Regions from separate parts of the Homo sapiens genome. Here region 2 is linked to region 1. Evidence: chromatin loops called from intact Hi-C (ENCODE). Cell type or tissue: dorsolateral prefrontal cortex. All regions are shown on one strand.

Region 1 (8,000 bases):
AGGAAATTGGGGTAAATGCAAAATAAGAAGAAACTAGTGGAAAGTTCACCTCTAAGTATGAAAAAGCTAGCTGAGAGTTTGGATACCCAGTGGATACCATGAGGTGCCATGCCCTTGTTCACAGTGGGCTGCAGATTTCGCCCTGAGATTCCTTGCCTACCATGGTAGAAAAGAAACCCACAGAAGCAACCAGATTTCAACTGCTTGTTAGACTTTTTTGAACTGTCATTCAGGAAATTTTCAGGAATCCTAGACACTGAAACCTAGAGGAATTTGTCTAGCAGGTTTTCCTGAAGGGCACAGTGTGTGACGTAGTGCATATTGTGCCCATCATAAATACAATAGTAAGTTTTGCAGGGCACATGAGAGCTGGAATCACTCACTCAAAGTCACCCAACTGGTAAGCAGTCAATCGCAGTCCTTTGATCCCATGTCTCATCACATTACCTGTCACTGGTTATTTGTGGTCTCTTCTGTTTACTTGTAAGGATCATTTTCAGAGTCCTTATCAAGGTCAGAAAACATCCATCTGAAATGAACATGAGCATTTGAGGATTAATAGTAATAATAACAACATTAACAATAATAACAACAATGGTTACTGTTGCCGGTTGCTTGCCTAGCAGGTACTGTGCTAAGTGCTTTACAGTATGTCATTTTATAGAATTCTCACAAAATCCTATGTGGTGGATGACTGTTATCCCCCATGATGAGGAAATAAATGGATTCAGAAAGGCTAACAACTTGACGAACATGAAATGTCTAGTAAGTAATCCAGCTGGGATTTAAACCCAGGCTTGTCTGACCCACAGCTCTTGCCTTTACCCACCAGGCGTCACTCTCTCACCCTGAGAGAGGTAGTATCACCCTGTTGAGTGTTCTAGTAGCTGTGGCGGCTGAGTTCAAAGACAGAATTATCAGAGGAGGTCAGAGGGGAAGTCCACGGATCCACAGGCAGCAGAGTGCCTCAGGACAGCCATGTATACCATCTGTGTCCCGGCCTGGCTTTGGTGTCCATCTCTACTCAAAATGGCAGCTCAGTAGGAAGCTGACCTTGACAAGTCGAGAGACAGAGCTGCATGTCTGCCTTGCAATTTTGAGTTGGGGCTGATCTCAAAGTAACAAGACATGGCTCCTTCTGCACCTGTCCTCTTCCTGCTCTATCCATGACATCCTTGGTCTCTCAGGTCCACAGTACAAGATCTTTCTGAGGTCTTAGTTAATTAAAGTATGTGGGATGAAAAGCAAGAAAACCAACTTCTGAACTGGCCCAGAGACAGAACTACTGCTGGCAGAAATAGAGTTTCCATTGCTTTTTGTCTGTATAAATTGATATATTTAAGTAGAGAGAGAATCTACTTCGCTCATGGGAAATCTGAATATGAACTAATCAGGGATTTATGTTGGCCACAGCAAAAGAGAGTATGATGTTTACTCATGTGTTCAGCAAACATTCATTATTTGCTTGTTACGTGCCACGCTATGCTTGGTTCTTTGGGCAAAATGGGGAACATAAGACCCAGCACCCACTCTCCTCAGAGATGAGCATGTGCGTAGTATAGACAAGACAGTGAGTGATGGGTATCTAGGTATATTTCTGTTTGTAGTAGAGAGGGGTGGCTTTCAAACTGAGCCATGATAACATTTCAACAGGCAGAGAAGACTTAAGGCAGGGCATATTAGTTTGCAAGGACTATTGTAACAAGTGACCACCAAATGTGTAGATTAAAACAATAGAAATGTATTCTCTCACAGTTCTGGAAGCTAGAACTCTGAAATCAAGGTGTTGACAGAGCTGTGTTTCCTCTGAAGGCACAAGAGAAGGATCCTTATTTGCCTCTTCCTAGCTTCTGACAGCTCCCAGCGTTCCTTGACGCTACTTGGCTTATAGCTGCATCACTCTCATGTTTGTCTCCATCTTCATATGGGCTTTTTCTCTATGTGTATCTCTTTGTGCCCTCTTTTCTTCTTATAAGAACACTAGTCATTGGGTTTAGGGCACACCCTAATCTAGTCTGGCCTTAACTGATTGCCATCTGCAAAGAACCTATGTCCCAATAAAGTCTGGGGTTCCAGGTAGACTTAAGTTTATGGGGGACACTCTTCAACCCACTACACGAGGGAAGAGACAATTTAATAAACCACTGAGGTCGGTGGAAGCAAGACATGTTTGCAGAATGTTATTAGACATTTCCGGGGTCCTGAAGAGAATAGGAAGCATACCAGAGAAGTATGTTCTGGCCAAAGTATGAAGCGCCTGGATACTAATATAGAAGTTGGAACTTTAGTCAGTAGACAGATGGGAAGCCAGGACAAATTCTGATCAGGTTACTGATGAGACACTTATTGAATACTAATTTAGCAAAGGTTGAAGCAAAGGATTGGTAGACCCATCTCATTCAGGAACTGTGAACTTAGGTCAGATCAACGTTTGGTGAGATTGACCATGATTTGATGAGTTTAACTAGGGAAAAATTAAGCCCTGAACTTCTCTTTCAAGGATGAAGTCAGTGGTAGGACTTTTGGTAGGTTTTCATTCATGCAACAAATATTTATTGAACACCCACTATATGCCAGCCTTATTTTGTTTTTGGCTTTTTGAAGGAGACTTTTTATTATTTTTATATACAGAAAACTGAACAGTGTACATTTAACCCAGTTTAGTGGCAAGTCTTTTAGCTTCTGCCTCTTACAGCTTGGCAACACAAGCCACAGATTTTGGACCAAGGACCTTGCCTCCTCAGTGATGTGGGATCTCATCATATCTGTCATTATAATTGGTCCTGATGGCTTCTACCAGCTTAGCCAAAGCGCCTTTGTCTTCCAAGTTAATGTGTGTGAAGGCAACAGTAGTGCAGATCTCCCTGTGGACTAGACACCCCAATTTGGCCATCTCCTTGATAATACAATAGGGGACTCCCTTCTTAGGACTCAGGGCAAGCGGGAAGACAGCCAGCTCCATGGGATCCACATCATGTGCAGTCACCATCGGCTGAGCTTTCTTGTTCTCTACTGAGGTGGTAAGAGTATTAACTCCTGCTGGAAGGACAGGTGGCCTCTTCGTGGGGACATTCCCTTTGCTGGCAGCTTTCTTCTCAATGCAGGCCAACAATCTTCTTCTCTTGCTTTGTCTCTAGCCAGTTTAAGCAGTTGAGTAGCTGTTAGGGGTCCAAGTCATGGGTGAATTGGTTAATCACAGGAGTCATTCTGAGCTGCTTATAGGGTAGCCCTTTACTACTATAGCCAGAAGTAGTGGGAATATTTGACAAAAGGACTAAGGTCCCTTTGGGGCTGGAGGTCCTGTCTTATGCCAACATTCTTAAGCCTTTTCTCGAACAGGGGATTCACCACCCTCTTGGCCTCCTACTTTTTAATGACAGCAGGAGCCAAGGCCGTCTTCTTCCCCTTGGCCTTTTTTTCTTTTGACATCTTGGGCAGCTGGAGGAGAAAGCTCTAGCATTGTTTTAAGCTGTAGGGATACAGCCATGAAGAGTCAGGCAAGGTTTCTGCACTGAAGGAATTTGAACTTGAACGAGAAGAGAGACTAAAAAACAGGTGAATAATAGTTTTATGAGGGTATTCCTATTGAGTTGATCACCATTGGAAGCACAATGTTTCATGCTTAGCTTTGCCCATGTATATGTATCTTGCACATCCATAGTGAGCCTTAAAAACTGGCCACAGATTTTAGGGATGAAACACAGTTTTGCCACATATTTACATTGTAATTTTGGAACCATGTAATCACTGCTATGGGTCTTTAATTGGCATATTAACTTAAAGTTTCTGTTTCCCAATACATAGACAAATGCCGCATTTAACTGAACCTTGCAAGTGGGAGCCTTGGGAACGGAAATAATCTCCCCTAATTTATCTGATCAGTGTCATTTTTCTTGAGAATAAAGTCTACAGTGAGATTGCCAATCTTTAATTTTATTCAGTGAAATTACATGTTTCCTTTCAACTTCTCCAAATACCTTTGCCTGATAGAATTAGAGGTGCCATTTCCAGTTCCTTCTAGCTTGAGGATGGCAGCCTGGCTAACATCAAAACCTCATACTTCCTACCAGGAACTGTTTTGCTTGTGTTTATGTTTGTCTATTTATGGCTATGTTTTGGGATGATTTATATAAAAATAATGTTATTTTCTTCATAGCTTTCTCTAATACTCAGACTTTGTCACTTCTTTGCTTTGGTGCAAAGAGGGACTCAGTCCTCTAGAGTGGCAATTTGCACGCAAAGTTTTGGTGGAGTGAAGAACTTCCAATCTCATTGCTTCATGTAGACTTGGCATGTTCTGGGAAGGAAACCCACCTATGTTGTGGTGTGCCTTTCAGGAAGGATTTTTGCTAGTTGAATCTGGGCTCTGCAGTGGTGTGGTTTCTCGCCAATTTGAGCAGAAGTGAACCCTCTGTATTGCAGCTGTGCAGAATTTTCCACTGACCTCCATGGAGGCTTGAAAGCATGCTATTCTCAGCTCTTGTTGCACCTTAGTACACATGTGCTTCAATGTGACATTACTCTCGGGCCCAACCTCTTCGGTTTTATGTCCTGCTGCAGCACCAAGCATCTTTTGAGTAGGAGGAGATGAGAGACACAATCCATCTTGTAGTTGAACTGGTGAAGTCATAATATTTTTGCAGCCAGTGCTAGAAGCTGAGTCACAATGAGTGTGATTCAGGCCTTGAGTTTTCACCCAAGGTAATTTTGAGAGGTGTGAAGTCAAAAAGACCCACAGTTGTCACTGCCCCCATAGAAAAAGCCCTGAGCACTGAGCTTCTGTAACCAAGGCAGAGCCCAGTCTATACCTGGAACCATTCCAGTTTTTAACTTTTATGTCTTTCATTTGCCTCAAGAATGAATGACCTCATTCAGAAAACACTGTCAGTCATTTGCCCACCTTTTAAAGTCTGTCTTTTTTTATTTTTATCTTGGTCATGTTAACCATGTTTTTAGAAAGGGGAAAAAGCTAACTTTTTTTCTAAAATTAATATCTCAGTAAAAACTCACATAATTAAGAGATTTGGTAGACTGGCATTGTCTTAGTTTGGAAATGGGAAGTTCTAGATTTCAGATTTAAGTTCAGCAGGGATTTGACCCTTTCCTCAAATGTAGAAGGTGCTTGAAAGACATTCAGATATAAAGGGTTACCTTAGAAATCTGTAGCTTTTGCATTTTTTAAATATTATGAATGAAAGGCTTATAAGCACACACATACAGACTGGAGAGTTCTTATCAGGGGTCCAAGAGGAGGGCCCTGGCAGAGATCAGAAGACCTGTGTTCCCAGGTCACAGCTTTGTGCTGAACCAGAGGTGTGACTTTGAGGAAGTAGCTTAATTGATCAGTTCTCGGTTTCCACATCAACAAACTGAAGAAAATAGAACTGACTTTGCAGGGTGTTATGAGAACAAAAAGTTATGTCAAGGGTAGAACACCTAACGGTGCTTGAACCGTAGCGAGCACTTAATAGTCTGCAGTGGTGTTCACATGAATAATTACTTGAACTTCAGGGTGTTATTCTGACTATTCATGACTTTGTGTAAAATTCACTTAGACACACATAGTGAAATTGGAAACTGCAAAGAAAACCAACCTAAGTGGTAGAGGAATTGAAAAGGAGGCTCATAAAAAAGTTTGAAAGAACTGATTATTAATTGTGGAGAAGTGAAGACTGGAGAGTCACTGAATGACTATCTTTGAGGCGTGTGGGACATCATTATATGAAAAATGATACCGGGCTGTTCTTCTTCACCGTAGAGGTCAACGGAACCAAGGCAGGCAGGACAGGGCAAAGCCAAAGAATGAAAGTAGAAACAGTAGAGATGATAACATATAAATGAGGAACTAAAATGTAGAGAGAGCAAGGGGGATGCAGTCCCAAGGAAGATGCCAGTAAAGTTCATGTCAACACTTCCCATGAACTCCTAAGGTCTAAAGGCATATCCCCAGCATGGGGGCAGTTCCCCGTGGTTCAGCCTGCATGCCCCATCTCTTGCTGTTGACACTAGCTTGTTCATGGGTTCTGTCCATGAGTGCCTTACCCAGCGTAGTTGCAGTTAATGCCTGGCACTTTGCTTAGAGCAGTGATTCTCAGCTGAGGTCAATTTGCCTCCCCAGAGTGTGTTAGTCTGCAGGCATTTTTGGTTGTCACAGCTGGAGAGAAGGGGGTGCTTTTGACACCTAGTGGGTAGAGGCCACAGTTATTGCTAAACATCCTGCAATGCACAGGCTGGCCCCCCACAACAAGGAATTATCCTGTCCCAAAATTTCAATAATGCTACTTTTTAGAAACCTTGAGTTACAAGAATAGAATATCCTAGCATGAGCTCCTTAAGATTTACTAGTTTATGCCAAAGCATTTTTTTTTCTCCGTTTACACCAAACCATACAACTGAATGGTTAGAGGACTTAAACAGTTGCTATTCTAAAAAAATGTGTGGATTACATTATAATCATGTGTTTCTTAGCTGTCTGCTATACTTGGGTTTAAAAATATTTATATTTCTAAATAAGCAACTGATTCTTTGTATAGGGAAAATAACATGCATTAGAGCTCCAGGGGGTATGTTGCAGATACCACCTTCCACGCTTCCTCTGCCCAGCATTTTGCGGGCCGATTAATCGCTGCCTTCAAGGACTCCCAAGGCAGTGACTGCCCTACAATCAGAGTGTTGTGGTTGAGACTAAGGCATGACATTGGGTGGGGAAAATTCCCTAGAGCCTGCACACTGGCCAGCAACAAAGGGAGGACTCTAAAGAGTGAGTCGCATCGGTGTACAACGTACCGATGCCCTGGAAACATTGCTATTCAGTGACTCTGGGAATAAATCATGCTTTCTTGACTTAATAATACATTGCTGTTTCTAAATAATATAAGTATATGTTGTGTGCGTCCATTTGTAAACTTTCTGAGTCTTCTGAAATCCAGACACAGCATGAAAACACATGCTATATTTGATTCTTGCATAAATAGCACAGATTTTAATTTTATCCCAGTTATGGATATCTGGCGTGTGCGCTGATACTCTGGGCAGACTGGTGTGAAATTTAATTTGAGCAGTTAAACACAAGGGTGAGAGAGTGCAAAATAAACAAGCACACGCATTTCCAGCCCTACAGCATTTGGTATGTTAACGGGAAAAGCACCCAAATCCTCTCTCTCTTTTATTTTTTCCCTCTGACAATCAGATTACAGACTGTCTAAAAAGACACAAATCCTCCCTGTCTCCTGCGCAACCCCACCTCCCCCGATTGTTGCCTGCAGTCATTTCATTTGTGAGCTCTTCATAGTTGGAGTTTTAGTGAATGAAAGTGTACAGGTTTGCTTTCAGACTTGATATTAGATGAGAAATCCCCTTAGTTTCAAAAGGAGGGAAGAGTCTCTTTGAGAATACCTTAGAAGGGGAAATGAGAATGGAATTGGAAATAGTGAGAAATAATAGATTTACAGTTAAGCAGACCTGGTTTCACATCTCTGCTTTGCCAACTGCAATGTCTATGACCTTTGGAGAGTTACTTAAAGACTCTGTTGCCCATTTGTACTTATTTGTAAAAATGAGAGTAACTCCAGCCTCATAAAGTTGCTGATAGAAAGGTACCAGAACATAGGTGCCTGGTGAATGTCAGTTTCTTTCCCCATTAAAGACATCTGTAAGTCCAGCCTCAGTTGCACTTGCTGAGGAAGGAAGGCATGCTAATGGTTGTTGTCAGTAATCATTAATGTTGGTAAAAATTGCAGCTACTTCTATTCCTCCCCCTTGCCTTAATCACCTCCATTCAGGAATTAGCAAGCACCTACTAGCCCACCCCACCTCTATTTATAGGTCATTCTGGGTATTAAGTACACAAAGAGCTTTTGGTCTTAAAAACACCCACTCATTCCTGAGGAATATGTTGTTTGGGGGTTAGGGGAGGGGCAGGGTGCATGTGTGTCAGTTCAAGGAACCAGATCCACGAGGAGCAGCAAGATTGGGTGAGTTTCTTCTTGTATTCCAAAGAA
Region 2 (8,000 bases), 100 kb before region 1:
TGTAGCTTGTTAATAATGAATGAACATCACCCATAGGTCCTGAAATTAACAAGTGTTAAATGTTAGGTGATTATTAGGGGAAAACAAGATAATCTAGTCAGTGGGCTTAATTAGGTGGTGATTGCCCAATTGCTGCTTCATGATAATTATATTCATAACCCCATTTCTAGACATCAACTACAATTATCAAAATTGACCCCAGCATAGGTAAGTGTTAGGAATCTTATTTGAAGCAGCTTCTCAACGGTAAATATCTGATGTTTCCAATGTGCTTCTGCCTGTTCTTTCTTCCCCTCTTGCCCCCTTTCCATGATCTTTCCCCCATCTTAGTAGAAAGGTCGTGGCAATATTATTTTGTCTGTGACCATGCACATATTGTATAGCTTGTGTTGGTGTCTACAGAAAAAGAAATTCTTAAGTTTTTAGGGGTCAAGTATAACTGCAAAGCTTTCATAAATCAGCAATAGGAATCTTGAAGGATAAAAATCCCAAATTGGCTGGATTGTTATTTACCTCAGCACATGAAACCTGTTAAGTCGATTGAATATGATTCATTTGAATAGATCTTTTACTTTATAAGGCATAATCTTAAAACGAAAAAGAGAGTCATCTGTGTTTAAGATAATGCCTTAGCAACATGATCACTAAGATTTGAGGGAACTGTTAATCGAGAACTTTTAACTTTATATCACCCCTTCCTTTCCTCCAAATTATGAAATTTGCTGCCAGTGTATTCTAGTATAAAAAAGAACGTGTCATTACTAGGGACGTTGTTTACTGTTTATCTCCCAAATGAAGTCAATGATTTCCAGGAAATACTAACAACAACCTGTATCAGAAGTGATACAGTGTGGGTATGTCAGTGTGACACTGTGAATCACTGGGCCAGATTGTCATTTGGCAGGCTTCCCTTTCTGACATGCAGTTATATGGGAAAATAATGCACTTGAAACTTGCACACCATGGCTGAACTTCAGAGCAACTAAGAACAACTAGGAACTCAGCTACTGTATATATTGCTTTATATGTGTATATATGTATATGTATGTATATGTACACACATGTATCTCTATACATAGAGAAAGATAGATAGATAGATACTCTCTAGGCACTTATTTTTCTCTAAAACATCAAGAGTGCAAATAGTCATCTCTTAGAATTTCTGGGGTGAAAATGCAGTTCTCTGTGCAGGGGTCTCTGTTAAGAAAGTGATGTGTAGTAGGTGGAATATACTCTTTGGGGCCACACAAGCTGAGGCTGAAATTTGTCTCTGTCCATTACTAGCTGTGGGACCTTGAGTAAGTCATTTATCCTTTCTGTCCCCATGATTTCCTACCCAGTAAAATAGAAATTATTATAATTTGAATCTGTAGAACTAACATAAGGATTAAAAAATAATATGTGTCTAAGAGTCCTGGCTCATAATGGCCAGGAAGGAAGAAAGTGATAGTTTCTTCCTTCCTCACTGATAGAGAAACTGAGGCAGAGATCTTCTCCAGGGCTTTGCCCCATTTATCTATGGTCAGTATATTAGGTATTTTGTTCTTGGTCTTAAAGTCAGCTTTTGGAATCCTGCTTGTTTAATTTTGTGCTGTGTGTCCCTTTACTGATGAGTAGTCTTTGCTGCAGTTGTCCATTCCCAGCTAGACTTTATTACATCTTCAACTGATGTTCTGTGGATGAAGCAGCACTCTGTATTGCTGTGTGTGCATTCAGTAGGAGCTTGTAAACTACCCGAGAATGATGCCATTTCCTCTTGGAAAAAGTACATTTATATGGTAACAACGCCTTCAACCTGACCTTGCAGAGCTATTCCCTGGAGTGTTGTAGGGGAACAATTTTTAATAAACATGAAGTTTTCTGAGCTTTTCAGAAGAAAGATGTTATTACTGTTCCTATTGTTTGGCATCATTCTGGCAAAAATGATATGTCGAAGAAAATTGTCCTTATTGCAGAGAAAATATTGGCTGTGCTGTTTATATAAATGTTGTCTGCCTCACTGTTGCTCTACTCACATACATATCTCTTAGCCAGTTTGAGGACTGCCCCATAGCCTGGCTTAGAAATGCTTTGGTTTTCTCTGTGCAAATGTTTATTTCAATAGTCCACATCTACTTGGTCTTACTAATGTACTATAATATCAGATGCTTTGAGACCTCACGGGTAAGGAGACTAATTTTAGAGTGTTTTAAGGGTAGATGATATTTTAAAATGTAGAAAACGTGGAATGGTGTTGGTAGGGCCTAACCAGACTTACCTTATTGGGTCTGGCCAAAAGGACATTCATTGGTAGCTTTATTGGTGGTGGTGGTGGTGTGGTGGTGGTGGTGTGAATGTTAGTGGGAAAGATGAAGAACATGTAAGTGGTTCTTTGGTAAAACCATATAGTGATTTTTCACCTGTACAAGCAAACTACTCATGATTTTTTTTTTTTTTTTTTTTTTTTTTACATTTGGGAAATTTCCAGAGAAATAAATATGTCATTGGAATGTTGTTGTTATTATTATTATTATCATTATTATTACTATTTTTGAGATAAGATCTTGCGCTGTTGCCCAGGCTGGAGTGCAGTGGCATGATCTCAAGCACACTGTAAGCCCGGCCTCCTGGGTTCAAGTGATTCCTCCACCTCAGCCTCCCGAGTAGCTGGGACTACAGGCATGCACCACCATGCCTGGCTAATTTTTAGTAGAGATGGGGTTTCAGCATGTTGGCCACGCTGGTCTTGAACAGGAGTTCAAGTGATCTGCCCACCTCGGCCTCCCAAAGTGTTGGGCTTGCAGGTGTAAGCCACTGCGTCCAGCCAGAATGTTACTATTTTTTAATTATAAATAAACTTTAGAGTTGCCACTCTAACTTTGTCCAGAGCTATTTGAGGAGGAAAGAAAAACCTTGTGTTTATTTACTGGTGTTCAAATCTCTAGGATTCTCCTAAATGAGAGATTTTTGGTCTTCAAAGGGTAGAACTCAAAACTAAAGGAGTAGAGATGTAGCTGTGGCTGTGGCAGTGGTTATTAGTACAGAATGCCCTCAATACAGTAAGAAATATGGGATGAAAGAGTAGGAGCTGAACCCCAGACTCCCTAGGACCCCTAAAAGACTGGGAGTGGGAAGGTTGTCCAGTTGTTTACTTCCTTAAGAGATGTATTTGGGAATGCTACTGTCACATGTGTTCAGTTCGTGACATGTAGGATCCTTGCTTATTTGTGACTACAGAGTAGTGGGAAAGTGATTGGCTGTGGGGTATGACCTGAATTCACTCCCCTGCCTGCCACTTCCTAGCTTTGTGAACCTGGGTCAAGCTCATAATGCTCCTCTGCTCCAGTTTCTTATCTTTAAAGTGGAATTCTCTTTCTGGTGAAGCCTGAGAGGCATAATGTATGTAAAGCATTCAGCACCCTGCCAGGGGCCCAATAAATGGCCATCTCTACCGTTCATTTGCAATGATCAATTAGGGGCCACCCAATGCCTCTGGTACAGATGGCATGCTCTTGCCATTCATCCAATGCCTGGTTTTGCATGCTTAGTTAGCAGTTGTGGGATGATAGAGTTGGAAATAATTTAGTGTCTTCATGTGTTTTATAGAAGCTGTTTATTTAAGGAATATGTGCCCATACGTCTATTCATTCATTGAACACTTACTGAGCTCCTCCTTTTGAGTGAGTACTAAGCACGGCTACAGTATGCCTAGGTGGTCAAACCCAGGGGATATGAGATCTCTCTATCACAGTTGTGTTAGGCTCTTTGTTTTGGTAATTGAGTGATTATGATGGAGATAGGTGTCCTCAGCCACATTCAAATAGCCTGGAGCCAGGGGATGGTGAAGAGTGGCTTAGGCTGTGGGTAGTGGATTCCTGTTTAGATGCATTCATTTCTACGTCTTTGTGTGTATATATTTACAATATAATCTGCTAACCATATAGTCAGTGCTGCTGTGGTTCGTAATCTGGCAGATGATTTAAATATTTACTCCAAAATATCTTGTTCTCTGTTGGTGTGAAGTAGAGTTTCCAGTTATTTTTAGGTCATTTTCATCTTAGCAACCCTGTTGGAGATGAACCAGACATGCTGCTGTAAACTGTCCCCACATTTGGATAGAATTTAATAAAGTAAAGTTTAATGGTTTGGTCCCAAGAGGCAAACAGACCATCTGGTTAGCAGAAGGTTAGGTCAAGTATTGCATGGCTGCTGAGAGGGCCACAAACCAGCCCTGACGCACTGGTAATGTGTCCAGTTGCTGAATGCATTAAGCATTGAAATGGTGCTTTCAGGTCTGCCGAGCCAGCAGTTCTGTTACCACCGCTGTGACGCAGGAGATAATTCAGCTGGGCAAGCAGCAGCATGGGGGTGGATCTACAGTACAGGATGTGTAATGTCAACATGAAGGATTGGAGCTGGCAGAAGGAAGGGAAGCAGTCATTTCATGCCAGTGCAGGAAGCCTAGAGAGATGCTTTCCACCCCCCCCCCCACCCCCCACCTTGTCTCTTGTCCTCTTCTGGAGCTTTCACATTATGTGTTAAATGATTACCTTGTGCATGGTCCATGGCAAAACTTCAGCTGATTTTTCTGCCTCTTTTGGAACCTGTCAGCATAAACAGAGTAAACCACATTCCACACACATGTAGGGCGGGCAAAGGAAAGAGTTTACTGCACAGACTGGGAGGAGGAGAAAGGGCTTCATTAGGCAGGAGCATCTTTGTGCTTGAGATGGAATCCCATTGTATGTCCCTTTGTGCTCAGATTTGAGACCGGCCATCCATTCAAAGCCTGCAATCATCTCGGAACATTGTGCTGCAGCTGTAGTTGGTAGAAGCCTGCAGAATGGTTCCAGTGATTCTGCAGAAGCTTAGCAATTATATAATTGCTATGTAACTGGAGAGAGCCATCAGGATTGTCTAGTTCCCCTGGAAAGAAAGCTTCTACAATTTGAGGGGTAGATTGTTTTCCCTTGTTAAACCTGAAAGCTGATGAGCAAGTACATCATACCACTAGGCTGAAACCAGGTCCTCTCACTGGCATGAGAGGGGAAGAAATTCACAAGTACACTTGGCTGGATATTCAGTGGACTTCACAGCTGTGTTAAAGGGAGAGAGAGCAACTCACTGACTCTTGGAATCGTGGATCCTTGTAGCAGTTGAACATGATAGTTGAATTGTTTCTAATATCTGAGACTGTGTTCTATATGCATTCAAGGCATGGAGTATTCCAGAGCTTTCCTAGGAATGGGACAAACAGAGTTGCTCGTAACCACCAAGAGCCCTCTCAATTTCTGCCGCCCGCTCAGGAGGATTTTCACAGCCTCTCTTGAATGAATACTTGCCTCAGATGCTGATCAGTGGAAGCACTGCAAAGCCTGACTCTTCAGATATTCCCGAATGCTGAAATCTTCTCTGCATCAGCTCATGATTCTGTCTGGGCCTGTGCAGTCCAGGAGCTGGGACAGACTGAACAGTTTGCCTGTGAGAACTTAACAGTGCAGAAATGAATTCCTTCTTTCAGCTACCTTACCACTTGTTTTCCATAGTTGAGAAAACTTTGAAGTGGTGTTGGCTAAATGTAGGTACGAGGGCTGCATTAAACCAGTGAGAAGTCCAAGGCTCCATTTCATCCCGTGTAAAACACTCATCTAAAATTAGCCACATCTCCTAACCCAAGTGTGGACTTTGTGTTTGTTTATGTTAAGTAGCTCTAAATTTCAGTGATCCTGCCTTTCTGGTGTCAGTTTTGTGGAGCTGCTAGAATAGAAAGAGTGGTTGTTGGGATATATTTTTATTAATGGTTTAAGTTGGGCCTTTTATAACTGATACTCACCTATATTTCTCTATTTAAATGTGTTTGTAGTCAGAACTTCAGTATAAGGGAAAAGTAAAACATTTTGGTTCCTTTGTGAATTAAAAAGGAATGTCTAGTAGGCAGTGTGGGGACCTGGACTCCCAAGATGGATTGGGTCCACACATTCCTAGACCTTTGACCTTTATACCTGTACGTTACTCTGTACCTCGTGGGTTTAACTCTGAGGTTGATAGATACAAATAGTTTCTTTAAGAATTCTGATTCCTACAAAACAATATTGGCAGGTTTTCAAGGAGCCAGCCTGTCTCAGCACTGAGCTTTTATTTTGTAACAATTTGGAGGGGTATAGGATCACCCATGGTGACCCTTTCCTGCGTCATTCCAGGCAGGCCTTGGCATGCTTCGCCAGATGAGTAAGGACGAGGACAGTTGGCAGGAGGACCTGCTGAGTTCATCTTGCTTCGTATCTTAGGAACTGGCTTGACCCTGCTCCATCATCAGTGTTTGGGCCCTCTGAGAAACTCTAGACCATCTTTTCAAACACTAGGCTTGGAGATTATTATGTTGGGAGCAGCAGCGTGCCCTCATATGAGGGAGGAGCACTTGATTCTAGCGCAGAGGACACATCGAAGGGGGACCCTTTTCTGTCAGTATTGGTAGGCCTGTGAGGACCTTGGTGGTGAGGGCCATGGTGTATAGTGGAAAGATCGTAGACCTCAGAGTCAGTGAGTAACTGGGTGACCTTGAGGGAATGATTTAATCTTTGGTCCCCAATTTCCCTATCTGGAAAAAAAATCCACTTTGTAAAGTTCTTTTGAGGAATAAAGGAAATCATGAAAAGAAATCTCTGGTGCAGAGCTTGACATATAGTAGACACACAAAAAATCCTAATTTTCTTTCCTCCCATCTTTGAGTTTGTATTAAACACTTTCTATAGGTAGAGCACTGTTAAACAGTGACTATCTGATTAGAAGTCAGAATATACCTGAGTTTTACATGAAATCCCAATTGAGGGCTCCTTGAAGCTTGTACTGGTAAAATTGACAAACATATACCTTCTTGGCTAAAGAGGCTGAGCAATATTTTTTATTATATGGTGGCTTTTCAAAGCCAGTGTGCTCCCCTATGAAACATGACTCCAAAATCTGGTAAAAGGGAAGCAAAGTACCTTACCCTCTGTTTGTGCTATCTTGAACATTCTATAATAGATTATATATTAAATTCCTTAGATGAAGTTCTGGTTTTTTGTTTTGACTATTGCTACACGACTAACTCCTCTATAGTAAACCTGAAATTTTCCAGGAATAGCACAGATGTAAGCTATTTGATTATCTAGAATCCAAATGTCTTAACAGTTTTAATGTCTTACAAGCCTTTTTTCTATCACCTCTAGTCCAGTGTGCAACTCTTCATGTTGGTGTGCAGGCAGCCTTATTGACTGGTTTCAGGGAAAAAGATCTTATTCAGTTAAAATTTAGCTGATCAACTTTGAAGGCCAACCACTGATTTGTTTCATAATGAGTTCCTGAACAGGACTAGACTAGAAGCTACAGAAAGGCAGGCTGAGTCTCCCTTGCTCACTAGTGCCTTGAGCAATGCCTAAAACAGATGTACACAGTCAAAATGTATGGAGTCTGTAAACCAAACCTAGCATTTTTAAAAATGTCATATTGCTCCTAAATATCTGTTCCTTAAAAGTGCCTACATATCTGAAACAGAATAGTCTCTTAGTTGCTTCTGAGCAGTCATTTCTGCCTGAAACATCGCTAGATTTATAGCATTCAATTAAAAAATGAAAGTTAATGTAAGTTCTCAATCAAAGAAAACTACCCATCTCTACAATCCATATTATGTACATTTTGAAGTAAGAATGTCTAACAGTCTAGGTTAAAGAAGCCAAGGAAAATTTGTTTGTCGGTAGCTTTTGAAAGATACTAATGTGAGGATGACATTTGACTAGTATGATCCTGAATGATCTTCAGTGCATTATAGAGTTAAATTTCATAGAATTGAGTCTGAAACATTGGATAAGAAAAATTCAAACTCGAATATTCAGTGATTCAAGGCCATTGGTTCTGGAGGAAACTCATTTGCGGTTTTATGTGAAAGAGGAAGACAGGTCTTTTTCCAAGACTTTCTTTGACCTATTAAGTCTAAATGGATGGTGGCATGTATTTTGTAGGGTAAATTGGTGGTATGGAAGCCT

The links. Hi-C counts contacts between places; a loop is a spot of excess contacts. Peaks named below come from ENCODE experiments on the same cell type or tissue, not always from the same donor. Only the 100,000 strongest peaks of a DNase experiment are listed, where the experiment ranks them.
Region 2: it touches region 1 in a loop (18-fold over the local background); 6 of 110 quality-filtered maps call a loop at or near these places.

The regions. Positions count from the first base shown.
Region 1 is chr9:106,976,126-106,984,125 of GRCh38, forward strand. All of the region lies in intron 9 of ZNF462 (zinc finger protein 462), which reads left to right. It overlaps LOC340512 (a long non-coding RNA gene), which reads right to left. Exons shown (of 5, transcript NR_126029.1): 5 at 1-529. It also overlaps the pseudogene RPL7AP44. Among named protein-coding and RNA genes, the nearest start is that of ZNF462, 120 kb to the left of the region's middle. In dorsolateral prefrontal cortex, no CTCF peak of the experiment used is centred here; a DNase peak (open chromatin) is centred at 4,516.
Region 2 is chr9:106,874,875-106,882,874 of GRCh38, forward strand. All of the region lies in intron 1 of ZNF462 (zinc finger protein 462), which reads left to right. Among named protein-coding and RNA genes, the nearest start is that of ZNF462, 16 kb to the left of the region's middle. RefSeq lists an enhancer at 3,554-4,301. In dorsolateral prefrontal cortex, a CTCF peak has its summit at 4,902; DNase peaks (open chromatin) are centred at 4,307 and 4,747; H3K4me3 peaks cover 1,462 bases; H3K27ac peaks cover 6,758 bases.